Regions from separate parts of the Homo sapiens genome. Here all the other regions are linked to region 2. A link is a contact called in ENCODE Hi-C data. All regions are on one chromosome and are shown on one strand. Each heading gives the region's core, a stretch centred on a gene start or an enhancer-like site at or near the end of the contact. The rest is flanking DNA. Distances are from core to core; before and after follow the strand shown. Region 1 holds the start of AKAP17A (A-kinase anchoring protein 17A). Region 2 holds the start of PPP2R3B (protein phosphatase 2 regulatory subunit B''beta). Region 3 overlaps DHRSX (dehydrogenase/reductase X-linked). Region 4 has its middle 42 kb from the start of ASMT.

Region 1 (4,862 bases), core at 26-2,525, 1.2 Mb before region 2:
CCAGCTTTAACCCACTCAAAGCCAAAAAGTACAACGAACTTTCCACAAGTTAGGGGCCGGAGTCCCCCGTCTGCGCCTTCTTTCTCCGCCCACCTTCATTAACCCACCTCTTCCCTGCTGAGCTGACGGGCAGCCACTTCCTGACGGCCAAGTCCAAGTAGAGGAAGCTTCACTCGCAGAAACCCAACCATCTCAGGTGACCGCCTCCGGCCCGGCCGCCCACCCCATCAACCTGGAGGCTTCCTGCCAGGCCCAGGAGACGGCCTCCTCGCCCAAGCCCGAGGTGGGAGGTGCGAAAGAAGGGAGGGAGGGTGGAGAAGCGACCAGAAAAGGTCAGTGGGGCACCAGGGAGGGGCTCCAGTCTGGACAGAGACCAGTGAACCCTCCCCCAGAACCCAAGCGGCCCCAGCAACTTCACCACCGAGGAACCCTCCCCACTCTGGCCTCCAGCGCCCTCCGACCACCCCGGTACACCTGGCTGCCCAATCCCCAGTACGCGGCATTGCCCCTGGTATTCCCACCTACCGCAGCCCCCCAGCATGGCCTCAGGCTGCCGCTGGCACCCCTGGCAGGGCCCCACACATTCTCAGGCCCTTGGCCACTCGGTACCCTCAGCTCCTCAGTTCCCCGCTCCCCACCACCCTCCTGGATGAGCCCCAATACCCCAACCTACACAGCACCGCCCCAGCCTCCGAAAACCCCGGACAGCCCCTTGCTTCCCACTGTAGACCTAGGAGCGACCGCAGCGCCACGTCCCCTAGTCCCAGGCCTCCTAGTCTCCCGCCCATCCGATCCCCCGAGCTCCCAGCCCTCCGACACCGCTCCAGGCCTCAGCTCCTTCGGTGCAGTCCCAGGAACCGCTCCAGCCCCTACCCCTACTTCCAGGGACCCCCGGACCCCGACCGCAGACCTCCCCAGCCCCCGATTCCCCCGTACAGTTTCAGGCGCTCCCAGCCCCCCGGTGGCACCCCACGCCCCCCAACCCCAGCCCCGTCACCTCCGAGGCCCCTAGGCGCCGCCTCCCAAGCCCCGGCCCCCCGGGCCCGGCCCTAGGAGCGAAGCGTTCGCCGGCTGCAGCCAGGCCCGGGAGGCACGGGGGCGGCACTCACCTGCGCGGGGCTCCGCCTGCGTCCCAGGCCGCCGCCGCCGCTGGCCCAAGCTCCCGCCGTCCCTCGACGATCCCCGGACAGGCGCGGCCTCACCGCCGGGAGCCGCCACCGTCCCCCGGAGGCGCCTCCGACGCCGCCACCGCCGTCGCCGCCCGCCCTCTATGACGCATTTCCACTTCCGGCGCGCGGGCTCGCGGAAGAGGCCGCGCGGCAGCACCGGGTTTCTCCTTCTTGCCCTGGCTCCGCCCCCGGGAGGAGGGACTTCCGGGAGCCCGACCTTTTGCACTGCGCGTGCGCGAGTCCGCCCCGCCCCCATGGTGCCACCTGCCTGCGGGTAACCAGGGGAGGTACTTGGGCCAGGGTCTGTGGTCATAGCCCTTAAGCCAAACAGGAGGGGGGCCGGTGTGGGGTCTAAATTCCAATTGTAGAGTCAAATATATATAACAAAATTCTAAAATGTAATAGGATCCTATAACGGGATTCTATACTATACTTGCAAATTATGGGTAATATACTTGAATAATATAATTTATGTATAAATTAGATATCATATTCTATGACGTAATTATAGAATTACATATAAATTGCTAGTTAATTAACTATTAATTGAATGGTTAATAATTATTAATTGTATATTAATAATTATTAACGCATACCATTACATAATGTAATTATGAAATAATAAATGATAACTTACAATGGTATTATGAAATTAATAATAATTTATATTGCAATTATGAAATAAATGATCATTTCTAATTATAAGATAATTTATAATGTAATTATGAAATAAATATAATGTAATTTAAAAATAAATGATAATCTAATGTAATTATGAAGCAAATGCTATTGTATAATATAATCATAATTTATAATGTAATTTTGGAATAATAAATGATAATCTATAGTGTAATTATGAAATAAATGAAAATATATAATGTAATTCTGAAATGATCATTTATAATGTAATTATGAAATAATAAATGACAATTTATAATGTGATTACAAAATAATAAATGAGGCCAGGTGCGGTGGCTCACGTCTGTAATGCCAGCACTTTGGAGGGCCAAGGCGGGCAGATCACAAGGTCAGGAGTTCAAGACCAGCCTGGGGCCGGGCCCGGTGGCTCATGCCTGTAATCCCAGCACTTTGGGAGGCCGAGATGTGCGGATGATGAGGTCAGGAGATCGAGACCATCCTGGCTAACACGATGAAACCCCGTCTTTACTAAAATACAAAAAATAATCAGCCGGGCGTGGTGGTGGGCACCTGTAGTCCCAGCTACCAGCTACTCGGGAGGCTGTGGCAGGAGAATGGCGTGAACCTGGGAGGTGGGGCTTGCAGTGAGACCGTGCCACTGCACTCCAGCCTGGTTGACAGAGCGAGACTCCATGTCAAAACAAAACAAAAAAAAGACCAGCCTGGCCAGCATGGTGAAACCCCGTCTCTACTAAAAAGACAAAAAACTAGCCGGGTGTGGAGGTGGTTGCCTATAGTCCCAGCTACTCAGGAGGCTGAGGCAGGCCCGAGAATCACTTGAACCCAGGAGGCAGAGGTTGCAGTGAGCGAAGATGGCGCCACTGCACTCCATCCTGGGCAACAGAGCGAGACTCTGTCTCCAATAAATAAATAAATAAGTAATGATAATTTATAATGCATTATTCATTTTTTATTATAATTTATTGTTTATTAAGTATGCCATGCTCTATGTGAGAGGTACGTGCTTCTGACGTCCCAAATATGTCACAAGTCCCCAAACTGGATATCCAGGGTCAGATAATCAGAACAGAAATCTTGCATTGCTCAACATCAGCTATCAACAAAGGAGAAAGCCAACACACCAGGGGCCTGAGGAAGACGGAACATTCTGTGAACCCAGGCAGGCTTCAGAGGGGCCGGGCTGTGTAAGAGGGTTGCTATGCCTTCCATGTTTCTGTCCTTCCAAAACTCAAGTTCAAACTCAGTTCCCACTGCAAGAGTATTAGAGGTGGTGCTTTTAGGAGGTGGTTAGGTCATGAGTGGGATTTGTGCTCTTAGAAGACAGGCCCCAGAGAGCTCTCTCACCCCTTCCACCATGTGAGGACACAGCCAGAAGGAACCACCTGTGAACCAGCAAGCGGGTCCTCACTAGACACTGAACCTCCCACTCATTGATCTTGGACTCTCAGCCTCCAGAACCGTGAGACATAAAAGTCTGTGATTTAGGCCGGGTACAGTGGCTCATGCCTGTAATCCCAGCACTTTGGGAAGCCGAGGCGGGTGGATCACCTGAGGTCAGGAGTTTGAGACAATTGTGGCCAACATGGTGAAACCCTGTCTTTACTAAAAATACAAAAATTAGCTGGGCGTGGTGGTGCGCACCTGTAATCCCAGCTATTCAGGAGGCTGAGGCAGGAGAATTGCTTGAACCCGGGAGGTGGAGGTCGCAATGAGCCAAGATTGCGCCATTGCACTCCAGCCTGGATGACAAGAGGAAGACTCCATCTCAAAAGAAGGGGAGGGGAGGGGAAGGGAGGGGAATGGAGGGGAAGGGAGGGGAAGGGAGAGGAGGGGAGGGGAAGGGAGGGGAATGGAGGGGAAGGGAGGGGAATGGAGGGGAAGGGAGGGGAAGGGAGAGGAGGGGAGGGGAAGGGAGAGGAGGGGAGGGGAAGGGAAAGGAGGGGAGGGGAGGGGAAGGGAGGGGAGGGGAAGGGAGGGGAGGGGAGGAGGGGATGGGAGGAAAGAAGGGAAGGGAAGGGGAGGGGAAGGGGGGAGGAGAGGGGAGGGGAAGGGAGCGGAGGAAAGGGGAGGGGGGAGGGGAAGGGAGGGGAGGGGAGGAGGGGATAGGAGGAAAGAAGGGAAGGGAAGGGGAGGGGAAGGGGGGAGGAGAGGGGAGGGGAAGGGAGTGGAGGAAAGGGGAGGGGGAGGGGAAGGGAGGGGAGGGGAAGGGAAGGGAGGGGAGGGGAGGCGAAGGGGGAGGAGAGGGGAGGGGAAGGGAAGGGAGGGGAGGGGGAGGGGAAGGGAGAGGAGGGGAGGGGAAGGGAGAGGAGGGGAGGGGAAGGGAAAGGAGGGGAGGGGAGGGGAGGGGAAGGGAGGGGAAGGGAGAGGAGGGGAGGGGAAGGGAGAGGAGGGGAGGGGAAGGGAAAGGAGGGGAGGGGAGGAGAGGGGAAAGGAGGGGAGGGGAGGGGAAGGGAGGGGAGGGGAAGGGAGGGGAGGGGAGGAGGGGATGGGAGGAAAGAAGGGAAGGGAAGGGGAGGGGAAGGGGGGAGGAGAGGGGAGGGGAAGGGAGTGGAGGAAAGGGGAGGGGGGAGGGGAAGGGAGGGGAGGGGGGAGGGGAAGGGAGGGGAGGGGAGGGGAGGGGAAGCGAAGGGAGGGGAGGGGGGGAGGGGAAGGGAGAGGAGGGGAGGGGAAGGGAAAGGAGGGGAGGGGAGGGGAAGGGAGGGGAAGGGAGAGGAGGGGAGGGGAAGGGAGAGGAGGGGAGGGGGAGGGAAAGGAGGGGAGGGGAGGAGAGGGGAAAGGAGGGGAGGGGAAGGGAGGGGAGGGGAAGGGAGGGGAGGAGGGGATGGGAGGAAAGAAGGGAAGGGAAGGGGCGGGGAAGGGGGGAGGAGAGGGGAGGGGAAGGGAGCAGAGGAAAGGGGAGGGGGGAGGGGAAGGGAGGGGAGGGGAGGAGAAGGAAGGGGAGGGGAGGGGAGGGCAGGGGAAGGGAGGGGAAGGGAGGGGAAGGGAGGGGAAGGGAGGAGGGGATGGGAGGAAAGAAGGGAATGGAAGAGGAGG
Region 2 (4,933 bases), core at 963-3,462:
TCGCAGCTCATCGAAACACCCAGAATGAAAAGCACGTTTGTTCCTTGAAAAGACGTCTGTGTCCGATACATACTCAAACAGAGAACTGTATTAATATATTCACTTCCCTCCAGAAATCACAGCATCGCACACACACACAAACGGTTGCTTCCCAATTAGGAAAAATAACTTCACAGAATTCCTGCGTGATGGCGCTCTTCTGACCAAGTACACTCGGATTTTTATATCCAATCACGAAACACAAACTGAAATTCAAATCATTATGTACACAACACAAAACTATCGTTTATGAGTGATTTAAATCGGGTGCGGTGGCTCACGCCTGTAATCCCAACGCTTTGGGAGGCAGAGACAGAGGCAAAGGCAGGAAGATTGCTTGAGGCCAGGAGTGTGAGACCAGCAACACCTCGTCTCTATAAACAATAAAATTAAAAATGAGCCAGGCATGGTGGCGCATGCCTGTTGTCCCAGCTGCTTGGAAGGCTGAGGTGGGAGGATCGCTTGAGCCAGGAGATCAAGGCTGCACTCAGCTAAGATCGCAGCCTGGGTGACGGAGCAAAACCCTGTCTCATACGAACAAAAAGAGTTATTTAGGCCGGGCGTGGTAGCTCACGCCTGTAATCCCAGCACTTTGGGAGGCCGAGGCGGGTGGATCACTTGAGGTCAGGAGTTCGAGACCATCCTGGCTAATACGGTGAAACCCTGTCTCTACCAAAAATACAAAAATTAGCCAGGCGTGGTGGCGGGCGCCTGTAATCCCAGCTACTCGGGAGGCTGAGGCAGGAGGATCCCTTGAACCCGGGAGGCGGAGGTTACAGTGAGCTGAGATCTTGCCATCGCACTCCAGCCTGGGCGACAGAGCGAGACTCCAACTCAAAAAAAAAATAAAACTAAAAAAAGAGTTATTTTTTTTTTTTTTGAGACAAAGTCTGGCTCTGTCGCCCAGGCTGGAGTGCAATGGTGTGATCTCAGCTCACTGCAACCTCCACCTCCTGGGTTCAAGCAATTCTCCCGCCACAGCCTCCCGAGTAGCTGGGACTACAGGCACACGCTACTATGCCCGGCTAATTTTTCTATTTTTAGTAGAGATGGTGGGGGCGGTTTCACTATGCTGGCCAGGCTGGTCTCGAACTCCTGACTTCGTGATCTGCCCGCTTCAGCCTCCCAAAGTGCCGGGATTACAGACTTGAGCCACCGCGCCCGGCCAAGGGTTACTTATTGAGTCTGGCTCGATTTATGCAGCTCAGAAGTAGGAGAACCTGGCTCATAAAAGACCTTGAAATTACTCTCTAACAGGGTGCAACACCAGGTGAAACCCTATTTTGATAAAAAATGAATAAAAAGCGGGGCAAGATGTAAAGGAAACAGGTGCATGTGTGCCAGACAGATGATAATGCAGTGTTTTTATGGATACTGTTAAAAGCAGAAACAAAAACGACCATTGGGTAAAGTTATTTAACTAATGTCACCTCCCTGGACGTGGATGATTTTTGCAATTTTCAACGCACTTCACGCTCATCCCTGAACACCAACGTTTAAAGGGGTCCAACTCCTCCAACCTGTCTCTACTGTTTGATAAGCAAAGCTAAAGTAAACGGGGCCCTTTGGGTCCCAGGTAGCCCGCTGTTATTGAAAAGTTTGATCTTTTCCTCGCGCGCTCCCGTAGGACGCACGCTCGCTCCCGAGCTCGGCGGGCGCGCACCCCGCATGCTCGCTCGTTCCCGGTGCCTCCCACTGCGCAGGCGCACTCCCGTCCTCCAGCCCCACCCGCTCACACACCTCCCAGCCTCTGGCTTGCGCCCCGCGGGCAGCCATTGCGCACGCTCACCCGACCGGCCTCCCGAACTCCGCTCCTCCACCGCTATGCACGGCGCATGCTCCATGCGGAGGTTCCACCCTCTCCTCGCTCTGGCAGGCACGCATTGCGCATGCTCGCATTTCCGCAGCTCTAGGACTGCCACGCCGCCATGGGCCGCGCCTCTAAAAATCCTAAACGCAGAAAGAGCTCGGGCGGTACGGCCGCCACAGCCCCTCCCTCGTCCTCACCGCAGCCGCTCGGCCCCACCAAAGCCTCCTGCAAAAGCTCCGAGGGCCGCGGGGCGCGCGTGGCTAGCGGCGGCGTCGCCTCGTGATGACATCGTCGCGATGACGCGACGCAGTGACGTGAACGCGGGCGCCCTTGTTTGGGAGCGCGGCCGGCGCGCCCGTTTTGAAGCTGCCCTGAGCAGCGCGGGCCGGACCGCGCCCCCTCCTCGGTCCCCGCGCCCCGCGAGTCCGCGCAGTTCCCGAGGCGCGGGCCCTGTTCCCTGCGCCGCGCCCCCTCAGCGGGCCGTGCTCGCATCACCGAGGTCGGTCCGGGGCGGACCGAAGCCCCCGGGGCGGGGCGGGGCGCGGGCGTCCGGGGGCGCCGCGGGCCCAGCCCCCGCCATGCCGCCCGGCAAAGTGCTGCAGCCGGTCCTGAAGATGAAGGTGGACGAGCTGTTCCTGTACTGGCTCAGCGAGGCCAGCACGCAGCGGATGCTGCAGGACTGCCTGCGCCGGATCAAGGCGCCCGGGCGGGACCAGCCGACCCCGGGGGACGGGGAGCAGCCCGGGGCCTGGCCCACAGCCCCGCTCGCCGCCCCCCGGCCCAGCGGGCTCGAACCCCCGGGAACCCCCGGGCCGGGCCCTGCGCTGCCCCTGGGCGCCGCCTCCAGCCCCAGGAACGCGCCCCACGTTCGAGGCACCCGTAGATCCGCAGGGACGAGAGTAGTAAGTTACTCTTCCTTCTGCTAACAACTGCGCAGGTGGCTCTGGTCGCATAGTGGGCGTGTGGCTGCGCGATGGAGGCTGGTGGGCGAGCGTCAGACCCCAAAACGGTTTCATATTGAGTCTGTTCCCCGCCCCGACCCCCCCCACCACACACATACAGACAAGAAAGTCCCACGTACTGAACATTCCGTCATTGACAGTTGTTAACCTAAAAATCACACAATTTATAAAGGTAGAAAGGCTTCCTATTTTATTTTATTTTATTATTTTAATTTGTTTTAATTTTGAGACAGAGTTTTGCTCTGTTGCCCAGGCTGGAGTACGATGGCGCGATCTTGGCTCACTGCAACCTCTGCCTCCCAGGTTCAAGCGATTCTCCTGCCTCAGGCTCCCGAGGAGCTGGGACTTACAGGCACGTGCCACCACGCCTGGCTGATGTTGTATTTTTAGTAGAGACTGGGTTTCCCCCATGTGGGCCAGGCTGGTCTCGAACTCCTGACCTCAAGTGATCCTCCCGCCTTGGCCTCCCAAAGTGCTGGGATTTCAGACGTGAGTCACTGCGCCTGGTCCGTTTTTTATTTATTTTACAATTCTTTGGAGACAGGGTCTTGCTCTGTCTCCTAGGCTGGAGTGCAGTGGCGCAAACACAGTTGGACTTCCTGCCTCAGCCTCCCCAGTAGCTGGGATTACAGGCGTGCACCATCACGCCAGGCTAATTTTTGTTTATTTATTTATTTATTTATTTTTGCAGAGACGAGGTCTTGCTATGTTACCTAGAGTGCTCTGGAATTCCTGGGTCCAAGCAATCCTCCCGCTTCGGCCTCCCAAAATCCCACTGTATTTCTTAGAAGAAACGCCATTTATTTCATAGAAGGTGATTATACACCGCAGGTGAGAAGCGCAGCCTCTGGCTAATGTACCTGTAATCTCAGCTACCCGGGAGGCTGAGGCAGGAGAATCACTGGAACCCAGGAGGCAGAGGCTGCACTCCAGCCTGGGCACCAGAGCAAGACTCCATCTCAAAAAAAAAAAAAAAAAAAAAAAAAAGAAAACTAAAAACAAGCACTTGGAGGGAAGAAAAGATGAGACGGGAATTTATGCTGAGTGGGTTGGCCAAGTGTATATATTCAAGAAGTTATAGGAAGAGCTATGGATATTCACCAAGGGTGTCCTGACGCATGGGTATTGAACAAACATGCATGTTACCTACTCCCGAGTTCACCTTGGAGCGGAGACTTAACATTTAAATGCATTATGGTTAGGCCCCCTAGGTCAAAAGGTGAAGCAACTCTGCAGCCTCTGTCAACCGGCCAGAACCAGTCCGTGGTGAGTAGTTACCAGGATAAAGTGATTGCAATCAGTTTTTTTTTTTTTTTTTTTTTTTTGAGACAGATTCTCACTCTCACCCAGGCTGAGATGCAATGGTGCAATCTCAGCTCACTGCAACCTCCGCCTCCCGGGTTCAAGCGATTCTCCTCCCTCAGCCTCCCGAGTAGCTGTGATTACAGGCGCACACCACCACCCCCGGCTAATTTTTGTATTTTTAGTAGAGGCAGGCTTTCACCTTGTTGGCTAGACTGGTCTCAAACTCCTGACCTCAGGTGATCCACCCGCCTCAGCCTCTCAAAGTGCTGGGATGACAGGCGTGAGCCACCACACCTGGCCTGGAATCAGTCTTTTCCCAGTCAAAGCTGTAGTTACGGCTGGTGGAACAGAGGGGTCTGTTCATCAGGATCTGACAGGAAGCTGCAGGTGTTTTAATATTGTTTATATTGGTCAGGCATGGTGACTCACGCCTGTGATTCCAGCATTTGGGAGTTGGAGGCAGGCAGATCACTTGAGTTCAGGAGTTCGAGACCAGCCTGGGCAACATGGCGAAACCCCATCTCTGCTAAAAATACACAAATTAGCCAGGCGTGGTGGCGCACCTGAAGTCTCAGCTACTCAGGAGGCTGAGGCAGGAGAAATGCTTGAAGCTGGGAGTCGGAGATTACTGTGAGCTGAGATTGCACCACTGCTCACCAGCCTGAGCAACAGAGGAAGGCCCTGTCTCAAAAAAAAAAAAAAAGTATATATATATATATAGAGAGAGAGAGAGAGAGAGAGTCTTCTTGCGTGCGCGAGCTTGAGGCCAAGATAAGCAATAGAGAAAAAGAAAAACATCCTTTATTTACTTCTTGAA
Region 3 (5,010 bases), core at 201-2,700, 1.9 Mb before region 2:
GGAATATTGCAAAGTGGTTACTTTCCCCCAATAACACACAACTGGATATTTCTTTGATCTTCACCCTGGGAACCTGGTGGAGCTCCCGGAGGTAAAATTTGTGAAAGTACAAGGTCCCCTCTAAGATGGGCCCCCAGAAGTTTTTCTGTTGTTGTTGTTTTTTGAGACAGAGTCTCGCTCTGTCACTCAGGCTGGAGTGCAGTGGTGCGATCTGGGCTCACTACAACCTCCACCTCCCAGGGTCAAGCAATTCTCCTGCCTCAGCCTCCCGAGTAGCTGGGATTACAGGTGCCTGCCACCACGCCCGGCTAATTTTTGTATTTTTAGTAGAGACGGGGTTTCACTATGTTGGCCAGGCTGGTCTCGAACTCCTGACCTCAGGTGATCTGCCCGCCTTGGCCTCCCAAAGTGCTGGGATTACAGGTGCGAGCCACCATGCCTGGCCAGGAGTTTTTAACTTACTTAGGCTTGTCCACTGTCAGCCTGCAGCTGTTTAATAATTACCCTGCAAATGTGTCCATCAGGTGCTGGCTCCAGCAGGAACTCCTAGACAAGCACAATTCCACTTGCCACCTGTCTGTCCAGTCTTCAGGCAGCATTTCGTCTTGTGATCTCTATTTTCTGATGGATCGCAGAGTTGCTGATTTTCAGTATGTTCTGCTCTTTGCCTATTGTGAGGATAGGAATTAAAATGCGCAAGCTCTCTACATGTTAGTGAAGTGGCTACGTTGTCTGGGGTATATACCCTGGGGTTCGTCATTGGGCATCAGGAAAATTTAGGACAAAGACACACACGAGGAGTTTAGGAGTGGAAGTTTAATCAGGAGAAGAGAAAGAGAAATGGTTTTCTCTATAGAGAAAGGGGTCTCCGAGCGGAAAGGACCAGCTGGCACCAAATGTGATGGATTTTATAGTCCAGTTTGAGGAGGCGGTGTCTCATTTACATAGAGCTCAGAGATTGGTTCCATCAAGCATGGCATTTACATAGCCCACAGGAAAGGCTGGTTGCCCACCCTAATCGTTTATGCAAATGGGCTTTGTAGTTGGTCGGGGCTCTCCGAGAGATTGGTTCCATCAAGCATGACATTTACATAGCCCACAGGAAAGGCTGGTTGCCCACCCTAATCGGTTATGCAAATGGGCTTTGTAGTTGGTCGGGGCTCTCGGTCCTGTTTTTCTTACTTTACATGTGGCTGACAAAGAGGAGGGAAGATGGAGCCACTGTCTTGAACGTGTCTAGTCTCTAGTTCCTGCTGGGAAGATGGAGCCGCCGTTTTGAATGTGTCTAGTCCCTAGTTCCTGCCGGGAAGATGGAACCGCCATCTTGAACGTGTCTAGTCCCTAGTTCCTGCCGGGAAGATGGAGCCGCCATCTTGAACGTGTCTAGTCCCTAGTTCCTGCCCGGAAGATGGAGCCGCCATCTTGAACGTGTCTAGTCGTTAGTTCCTCCCGGGAAGATGGAGCCGCCATCTTGAACGTGTCTAGTCCCTAGGTCCTCCCGACATTCACCCGTACAAGCTCCCAGCTGGCTTGTGTATGTCTGCAGCTCGACTTGACAGGCTGTTCATTGTTAGAAAATGACTTGGGGCTGCTTTTCGTTAAAGAGAAAAGCTGCCGGGCGCAGTGGCTCACACCTGTCATCCCAGCACTTTTGGAGGCTGAGGCGGGTGGATCATTAGGTCAGGGGTTCGAGACGAGCCTGACCAGTGAAACCGCGTCTCTACTAAAAAAAAAAAAAACAAAACAAAAATTAGCCGGGCTTGGTGGTGCGTACCTATAATGCCAGCTACTTAGGAGGCTGAGGCAGGCGAATTGCTTGAACCCGGGAGGCGGAGGTTGCAATGAGCGAACATCACGCCACTACACTCCAGCCTGGGCGACAGAGCGGGACTCCATCTCAAAAAAAAAAAAAAAAAGAAAAGAAAAAAGCCTTGCCGAGGACTCCCATACCCTTACTGTCTGCCTAAGTGATTTCTTCTTAACTCCTGTATCACTGGCAGACTCTGAGTTGCCTGTTGGGTGGAGTACTATATTGCCGAGTATCATGACTGTATTAGATGTGAGGGAGACAGTGTGAATAGGACATGGTCCCTGAAGAGCACAGAGCTTTCACCTGGGGCTGGGCGGAGCTTCTGTCCTATCCAGTGTTATGGAACCCTTGCAAGCACAGGTCAAGCAGCTCAAGGGCTGGAAGACGTGCACACAAAATCCAAGGGCAACGTTGGAAAGAGGTTTAGTGTTTCTTAGAAAAATGCCAGAAGGCTGAAGAAGTGGGGGCCCCGAGCAGCTCTGAAGGGTGTGTATGCAATTAAACTGAAGCCAAAGGCTGAGAGAGAGGAGTGAGAGCCGCCTACGGAGCTCTGTGCAGCTTCATCATAAACTCACAGACAGGCTTCATGCAGCGCCGTCTCAGTGCATTCAATGTTTGGATTCCACATGCATGCGTCCTCAACCCCCTTGCAATGCTGTTCTCCTTGGAGGGAAATGGGTCCTTCTTACCCTATCACATGCAGGTATCTGGTCTACCAGATAAATGTGTGAGAAATCACCAACAAAGCAGAAATTACTTTTAATTACAAAGCAGAGTCATCGTAAAACTTTGTGCAAAATCTTTTTTTTTTTTTTTTTCCAGACAGGGTCTCCATCTGTTACCCAGGCTGGAGTGCAGTGGTGTGATCATGGCTCACTGCAACTTCAACTTCCGAGGCTCAGGTGATCCTCACATCTCAGCCTCCCAAGTAGCTGGGATGACAGGTGTGCACCACCACACCCAGCTAATTTTTACTATCTGCTTAAGTCATTTCTTCTTAACCCCTGTATCATTAGAGGAGAAACCGGAAGCCCCTATTTTTGAAATTAGTAACCACCTATCACCTAAAATTCCTCTCATTACTGTGACGATAATGATGATTTTTTCGAGACCGGATCTCACTCTGTCACCCAGGCTGGAGTGCAGTGGTGTGACTGTGGCTCACGACAGCTTCAGCCTCCCGGGCTCGAGTGATCTTCCCACCACAGTGTCTAAAGTAGCTGGGGCTGTAGGTACGCATCATCATTCCCAGCTATGTATATATTTTAAATATTTTGTAGAGATGGGATCTTCCTCTGTTGCTCAGGCTGGTCTTAAACTCCTGGCCTCCAGCAGTCTTCTCACCTGGGCCTCTTAAAGTGCTGGGATTACAGGCGTGTACCACCGTGTCTGGCCAAAAAACATATCTATTCTGGGGTTCATAGTGATGCTTGTTTCTGCCTTGGCCTGTCTTGAGGCATCTCACTCCTGTAGTTGGAGTACTCTGAGTGTAACAGATGGAGAGTATGTCCACACCCACTCTTCCCTCACGTGTTTCTGTAGCATCCCGTAGGAGTTTTCAAATGCATTTGGAGATGTATTCACCCTGTGACAGATTCAATGCATCTCTACAAGGCAGAATAGCTCTACCATGGTGTGGCTATGGCGCTTGGCTACCTGAGTCTTTATTCTGCCTTCCAGGTGCTTGTTGGTTGGATAACTTTGGGTAGGTTCTTGTACCTCTTTGAGCTTCAAGACTGTCTTAGTCAGCTCTGGCTGTTGCAAGAAAATACAGTTGACCTTGATACAAAAATTAGCTGGGTGTGGCGCCTGTAATCCCAGATACTCAGGAGGCTGAGGCAGGAGAATCGCTTGAACCTGGGAGGCGGAGATTGCAGGGAGCCAAGATCACACCATTGCACTCCAGCCTGGGCGACAGAGCAAGATTCCATCTCAAAAACAACAACAACAACAACAAAAAACTAGAGTTGACCCTTGAACAATGTGGGAGTTAGGGGCGTCACACACGTCCCTGGCACAGTTGAAAATCCAAAGATAACTTTTGACTCACCCAAAACTTATGAATATCCTATTGTTGAGCAGAAGCCTTATCAATACCATAAAGTCGATTAACATATATTTTGTATGTTTTATGTATTGTATACTGTATTATTAAAGTATGCTAGAGAAAAGAAAATGCTGTTTGTTTTTTTTTAGCCGGGCGTGGTGGCGCACGCCTGTAATCCCAGCTACTCAGGAGGCTGAGGCAGGAGAATCGCCTTATAAGGAACTTTGAGAATCAAAAATCATAAGGAACTTTCATTCTTTTTTTTTTTTTTTTGAGATGGAGTTTCACTCTGTTGCCCTGGAGTCAGGCTGGAGTTCAGTGGTGTGATCTCTGCTCAGTACAGCCTACGCCTCCCACGTTCAAGTGATTCTCCTGCCTCAGCCTCCCGAGTAGCTGGCACTAAAGGTGCACGCCACCACGCCCAGCTAATTTTTGTATTTTTAGTAGAGACAGGGTTTCACCACGTTGGTCAGGCTGGTCTTGAACTCCTGACCTTAGGTGACCTACCCGCCTTGGCGTCCCAAAGTGTGGAGATTACAGGCTTGAGCCACCACGCCTGATAAGGAACTTTTATTCTAAGTGAAGTAACTCAGGGATGAAAAACCAACATCGTATGTTCTCAGTGTTACGTGGGAGCTAAGCTATGAGGACACAAAGGCATAAGAATGATAAAATGGAATTTGGGGTCTTGGGGGGGAAGAGTGGGAGGGGGGTGAGGGATAAACACTACAAATAGGGTGCAGTATATACTGTTCGGGTGATGGGTGTACCAAAATCTCACAGATCACCACTAAAGAACTTAGGTAACCAAATACCACCAGTACCCCAATCACTTATGGAAAGATAATTAAAAACAAAAAAGGACACCAAACTAAATTTTTAAAAATCATAGAGAAGAGAAAATATATTTACTATTTCTGAAGTGGGAGTGGATCGTCATGAAGGTCTTCATCCTTATCGTCTTCACCTTGAGTAGCCTAAGATGAGAGCGGACAGGAGGGATTGGTCTTGCTGGCTCCGGGGTGGCAGAGGTAGAAGAAAATGCCCGTAGAAGTGGACCCGTGCAATTCAAACCTGTGTTGTTTAAGGGTTAACTGGACCATAGATGGGGTGGCATAAATAACAGAAATTTATTTCTCTATAGTACTGGAGG
Region 4 (4,860 bases), core at 129-2,628, 1.3 Mb before region 2:
ATCCCAGCACTTTGGGAGGCTGAGGTGGGCGGATCACGAGGTCAGGAGTTCGAGACCATCCTGGCTAACACAGTGAAACCCCGTCTCTACTAAAAATACAAAAAATTAGCCAGGCGTGGTGGCTCATGCCTGTAATCCCAGCACTTTGGGAGGCCGAGGCGGGGAGATCGCGAGGTCAGGAGATCGAGACCATCCTGGCTAACACAGTGAAACCCCGTCTCTACTAAAAATACAAAAAATTAGCCGGGCGTGGTGGCGGGCGCCTGTAGTCCCAGCTATTCGGGAGGCTGAGGCAGGAGAATGGCGTGAACCCGGGAGGCGGAGCTTGCAGTGAGCTGAGATCGCCCCACTGCACTCCAGCCTGGGCGACAGAGTGAGATTCTGTCTCAAAAAAAAAAAAAAAAAGAAAGAAAGAAAGAAAAATAGAAAAACACATCTTTAGAAACTATCACCTGCAAACTGCAAAACAAACAAACAAACAAACAAACAAAAAAGTGTGCTGGGGCTTGGATACCACAACTGACAACCTAAATTATTGAGGTAGCAAACTGCCTAGAAGAGGTAGACATTTGCGGCCCTGAAATCAGGACCCGGCGGTGAGAGACACCGCCTGCGTTGTTTTTACAGTTTTATTAGCCACATCCCTCAGGGAATCTCACCGCAGGTCTCAGGAGCTCTCTCTAATCTTGTTAACCTTCTGCGCCTCTCCTCCCGGAGTACAAACTAATCTTTCTTAATGCAAGAGGACAGGGCAGCTTTGGAAAGGCCGTCACCAGACAGCCAGCGTTCCCCATCCTCACAACTGGACCTTGGAGAGCTTTGGTGTATGGAAACCGGCTCCCCTGGAGGGGGGAGGTGAAACGTTGAAACCCTGACAGACGGTGTCACTGAGCTTAGAGCTCATGTTTCTAGAAAAGGCAACAGATGCAGTGTCTGATGACGAAGCTTAATTTGGGATGTGCTGAGCAGGAATTATTTAAACCAATCCGTTGATGAATTTGTCTTTAAGGAATATGTCCTTTCTCTCGTGAGTCACTCAGGCTCCTGGACACCTGCCTGCCAGCCCTCACTGAATCTCCCCAGAGGCTCTTCATGTCTGCTGCCTGACAATTTTCTCCAGAGTGTACAAAAGCAAAGGAGAGAGCTCCCCTCCCAGACTGCTGGAGGGATGTGGGGACTTACCGCATGGCTGATGCTCTCAGGTTCCAGCCAGACTTAATGTCCTAAAATGCACCCAAGACAGGCAGGCCTGGGTCCAGACGGCCAGCGGGGAGGGCTGCCCGGGCTCGTCTGCAGAGCCCGGAAAAGGAGGAGGAGGTGAACAGAGGAAGGAGGAAGGGTGATGGGGCCTGCAGGGTGTGATATGACGTGAGTTATCACCTCCCTTTGTGCTGCTGCTGTTTCTTACTGTGGGAAAATACCCATCACACACAGTTTGCCATTTTAAAAATTGCACAATGAAGAGACGATTTAGTGCACTGAGCATTTTACACAACCACCGGCCCTAGCTAGTTCCAGAACACCTTCGTAACCCAAAAAAAAACACCCCATACCCATTAAACCGTCACTCCCCAGTCTCCCTGCTCTCAGCCTTAAGCAATCACCCATCTGCTCTCTGACTCTGCAAGCAGTCTTATTCTAGACACTTCATGCAAATGATATTGTGCCATTTTGCACTTTTGTGCCTGGGTGTTTTTTGTTGTGGTGGTGGTGGTGGTTGTTTTGTTGTTTTTGTTTTCACTCCGTTACTTCTACACCAAACTAATACATGATGTATTCAGTCAGAGGCTATCAAGGACTCAAAAGAATACAACCTTTTCTCTTTTTTTTGAGATGGAGTCTCACTCTGTCACCCACGCTGGAGTGCAGTGGCGTGATCTCGGCTCACTGCAACCTCCGCCACCCGGGTTCAAGCGATTCTCCTGCCTCAGCCTCCCGAGTAGCTGGGATTACAGGTAACTGCCACCATGCCCGACTAATTTTTTTTGTATTTTTAGTAGAGATGGGGTTTCACCATGTTGGCCAGGCTGGTCTCAAACTCCCGACCTCAGGCGATCCACCCACCTCGGCCTCCCAAAGTGCTGGGATGACAGGCGTGAGCCACCACACCTGGCCCCCATTTTTATGGTTATTTCTTGATGATATGCTAAACTAGGAGTGGATTATTCATATGGACTCTTTTTAGACCATATACATTGTATTAGTCAGGGTTCCTTAGAGGAATAGAACTAATAGAAGATATATACACACACACGCACACACACACACACATATATATGTATTGTGTGTGTATATATATGTGTGTGTGTATATGTGTGTATATATGTGTGTATGTGTGTATATATGCGTATACACACGTGTATATATGCGTGTACACACGTGTATATATGTGTGTACACACGTGTATATATGCGTGTACACACGTATATATGCGTATACACACGTGTATATATGCGTATATGCACATATGTGTACATGCACATATGTGTGTATACACATGTGCATATACACATATATGTGTATACATGTATATATACACATGTGTGTGTATACACGTGTATATATGTGTGTATATATACACGTGTATATATACACACATATACGTACATATATATGTGTGTGTGCGTGTGTGTGTATCTTCTATTTGTTCTATTCCTCTAAGGAACCCTGACTAATACAATCTATATGGTCTAGAAAGAGTCCACATGAATTATATATATATGAAGGGGAGTTTATTAAGGAGAATTAACTCACAGAGTCACAAGGTGAGGTCCCACCATAGGTCATCTACAAGCTGAGGAGGCAGGAAGCCAGTCTGAGTCCCAAGGATTAAGAACTTGGAGTCCAGTGGTCCAGGGCAGGAAGCATCCAGCAAAGGAGGAAGATGGAGGCTGGGAGGCTAAGCCAGTCTAGCCTTTTCACGCTCCTCTGCCTGCTTTTATTCTGGCCAGACTGGCAGCTGATGAGACGGTGCCCACCCAGATTGAGGGGGGTTCTGCCTCTCCGAGTCCACTGACTCTAGTGTTATTCTCCTTTGGCAACACCCTCACAGACACACCCAGGAACAACGCTTTGATTGGATCTTTCAATCCAATCAAGCTGCCATTCAGTATTAACCATCACGCCCAGGAAACTCACTCACGGGTCACGATATGCGAAGGTCACTCTAAAATCACTCTAGCTATAAGAGATATTACCCGGGCCTGGCGTGGTGGCTCACGCCTGTCATCCCAGGACTTTGGGAGGCCGAGGCTGGTGGATCACTTGAGGTCAGGAGTACAAGACCAGCCTAACCAACATGCTGAAACCCCATCTCTACTAAAAATACAAAATTTAGCCAGGCATGGTGGTGCGCACCTGTAGTCCCAGCTACTCGGGAGGCTGAGGCAGGGGAATCACTTGAACCTGGGAGACGGAGGTTGCAGTGAGGCGAGATCGCGCCATTGCACTCCAGCCTGGGTGACAGAGAAAGACTCTGTCAAAAAAAAAAAAAACAACCATCAGCTGGTCTGCCTTATTCCAGGAGGCCCACAGAAAGTCTTGGGCAAAATGAAACAGCAGACTCTGGTCCCAGCTCTCTGGCTTTACACATCTACAGACCCTGGGTACCCCCAGCAGGCAGCACCCAGCAGGCCTGAATTATCCTGTCTCCCCCTCCTCCCCAGACGCGGTCTTGAGCCATGTCCTGTTTTGGAACTGTGGCTAAGGGGAGCTTGTGGGTATCAAGTCTCCAGGTATCAGCAGCTCCTCTCATAAACCAAAAATAGGCCGGGCGTGGTGGCTCATGCCTGTGATCCCAGCACTTTAGGAGGCTGAGGCAGACGGATCACGAGGTCAGGAGTTCAAGACCAGCCTGACCAACATGGTGAAGCCCCATCTCTACTAAAAATTAAAAAATTAGCCAGGCATGGTGGCGGGCGCCTGTAGTCCCAGCTGCTTGGGAGGCTGAGGCAGGGGAATCGCTTGAACCCGGCAGGCGGAGGTTGCAGTGAGCCGAGTTGGGGCCACTGCACTCCAGCCTGGGCAACAGAGCGAGACTCCTTCTCAAAAAAATAAAAAATAAATAAATAAAGCAAAAATAAAAATCTGAATGGACTCCCTCCTTGGCCAGGACACTCTAAAATTTAACATGAAATTATTTCAATTTCAATTTAAAGTTCATGCCATGTTGGGAAGTGGAGGTTGGCCAGGCCTCGCCACACCCCTCTGTTACCAGAAAGGGGTCCTCATCCAGATCCCAAGAGAGGGTTCTAGGATCTCATGCAAGAAAGAATTGAGGGCAAGTCCATAGACCAAAGGGAAAGCGAGTTTATTGGGAAAGTAAAGGAATAAAAGAATGGCTACTCCGTAGACAGAGCAGTCCCCAAGGTTGCTGGTTACCCATTTTTATGGTTCGTTCTTTCTTTTCTTTCTTTCTTTCTTTTTTTTTTTTTTTTTTTTTTTGATTTTGAGACGGAGTCTTGCTCTGTCACCCAGGCTGGAGTGCAGTGGCATGATCTCGGCTCATCGCAACCTCTGCCTCCCAGGTTCAAGCGATTCTTCTGCCTCAGCCTCCCGAGTAGCTGGGACTACAGGCATGCACCACCACGCTGGGCTGATTTTTGTATTTTTAGTACAGATGGGGTTTTGCCATGTTGGTCAGGCTGGTGTCAAACTCCTGACCTCGTGATGCGCCCGCCTCGGCCTCCCAAAGTGCTGGGATGACAGGCGTGAGTCACCGCACCTGGCCTTTATGGTTATTTCTTGAAGATATGCTAAACAAGGGGCGGATTATTCATGCCTCCCCTTTTTAGACCATATAAGGTAACTTCCTGACGTTGCCATGGCATTTGAAAACTGTCATGGTGTTGGTGGGAGTAT

What was found. Hi-C counts contacts between places; a loop is a spot of excess contacts on that map. Pooled maps may share reads with other maps.
Region 1: a map of transverse colon shows a loop between it and region 2 (16-fold over the local background). The contact joins the promoter of AKAP17A here to the promoter of PPP2R3B in region 2. A Hi-C loop is called at or near these places in 3 of 168 maps with a recorded cell type or tissue (ascending aorta, sigmoid colon and transverse colon), 4 of 37 single-sample maps with no recorded cell type and 23 of 50 pooled maps.
Region 3: a loop to region 2 is called in a pooled map, with 16 times the contacts of the local background. The contact joins the enhancer-like site here to the promoter of PPP2R3B in region 2. A Hi-C loop is called at or near these places in 1 of 168 maps with a recorded cell type or tissue (psoas muscle) and 6 of 50 pooled maps.
Region 4: a loop to region 2 is called in a map of naive thymus-derived CD4-positive, alpha-beta T cell, with 11 times the contacts of the local background. The contact joins the enhancer-like site here to the promoter of PPP2R3B in region 2. A Hi-C loop is called at or near these places in 3 of 168 maps with a recorded cell type or tissue (CD4-positive, alpha-beta memory T cell and naive thymus-derived CD4-positive, alpha-beta T cell), 2 of 37 single-sample maps with no recorded cell type and 10 of 50 pooled maps.

Annotation. Positions count from the first base shown.
Region 1 is chrX:1,588,017-1,592,878 of GRCh38, reverse strand. AKAP17A (A-kinase anchoring protein 17A) reads right to left here and starts at 1,275. Exons shown (of 5, transcript NM_005088.3): 1 at 1,110-1,275.
Region 2 is chrX:384,186-389,118 of GRCh38, reverse strand. It overlaps PPP2R3B (protein phosphatase 2 regulatory subunit B''beta), which reads left to right and starts at 2,212. Exons shown (of 13, transcript NM_013239.5): 1 at 2,212-2,751. The coding sequence starts at 2,428.
Region 3 is chrX:2,321,676-2,326,685 of GRCh38, reverse strand. The region is part of intron 3 of DHRSX (dehydrogenase/reductase X-linked); the gene reads left to right. LOC124905239 (a long non-coding RNA gene) reads right to left here. Exons shown (of 3, transcript XR_007068382.1): 1 at 4,770-5,010. Among named protein-coding and RNA genes, the nearest start is that of DHRSX, 180 kb to the left of the region's middle. Within about 2 kb of position 1,450, at least 14 of the 41 ENCODE cell types and tissues checked have a DNase peak (open chromatin) inside an H3K27ac peak, as active enhancers do; they include psoas muscle, where a contact is called at or near this core.
Region 4 is chrX:1,654,194-1,659,053 of GRCh38, reverse strand. No RefSeq gene overlaps it. Among named protein-coding and RNA genes, the nearest start is that of ASMT, 42 kb to the right of the region's middle. RefSeq lists enhancers at 755-1,254, 1,255-1,756. Within about 2 kb of position 1,378, at least 9 of the 41 ENCODE cell types and tissues checked have a DNase peak (open chromatin) inside an H3K27ac peak, as active enhancers do.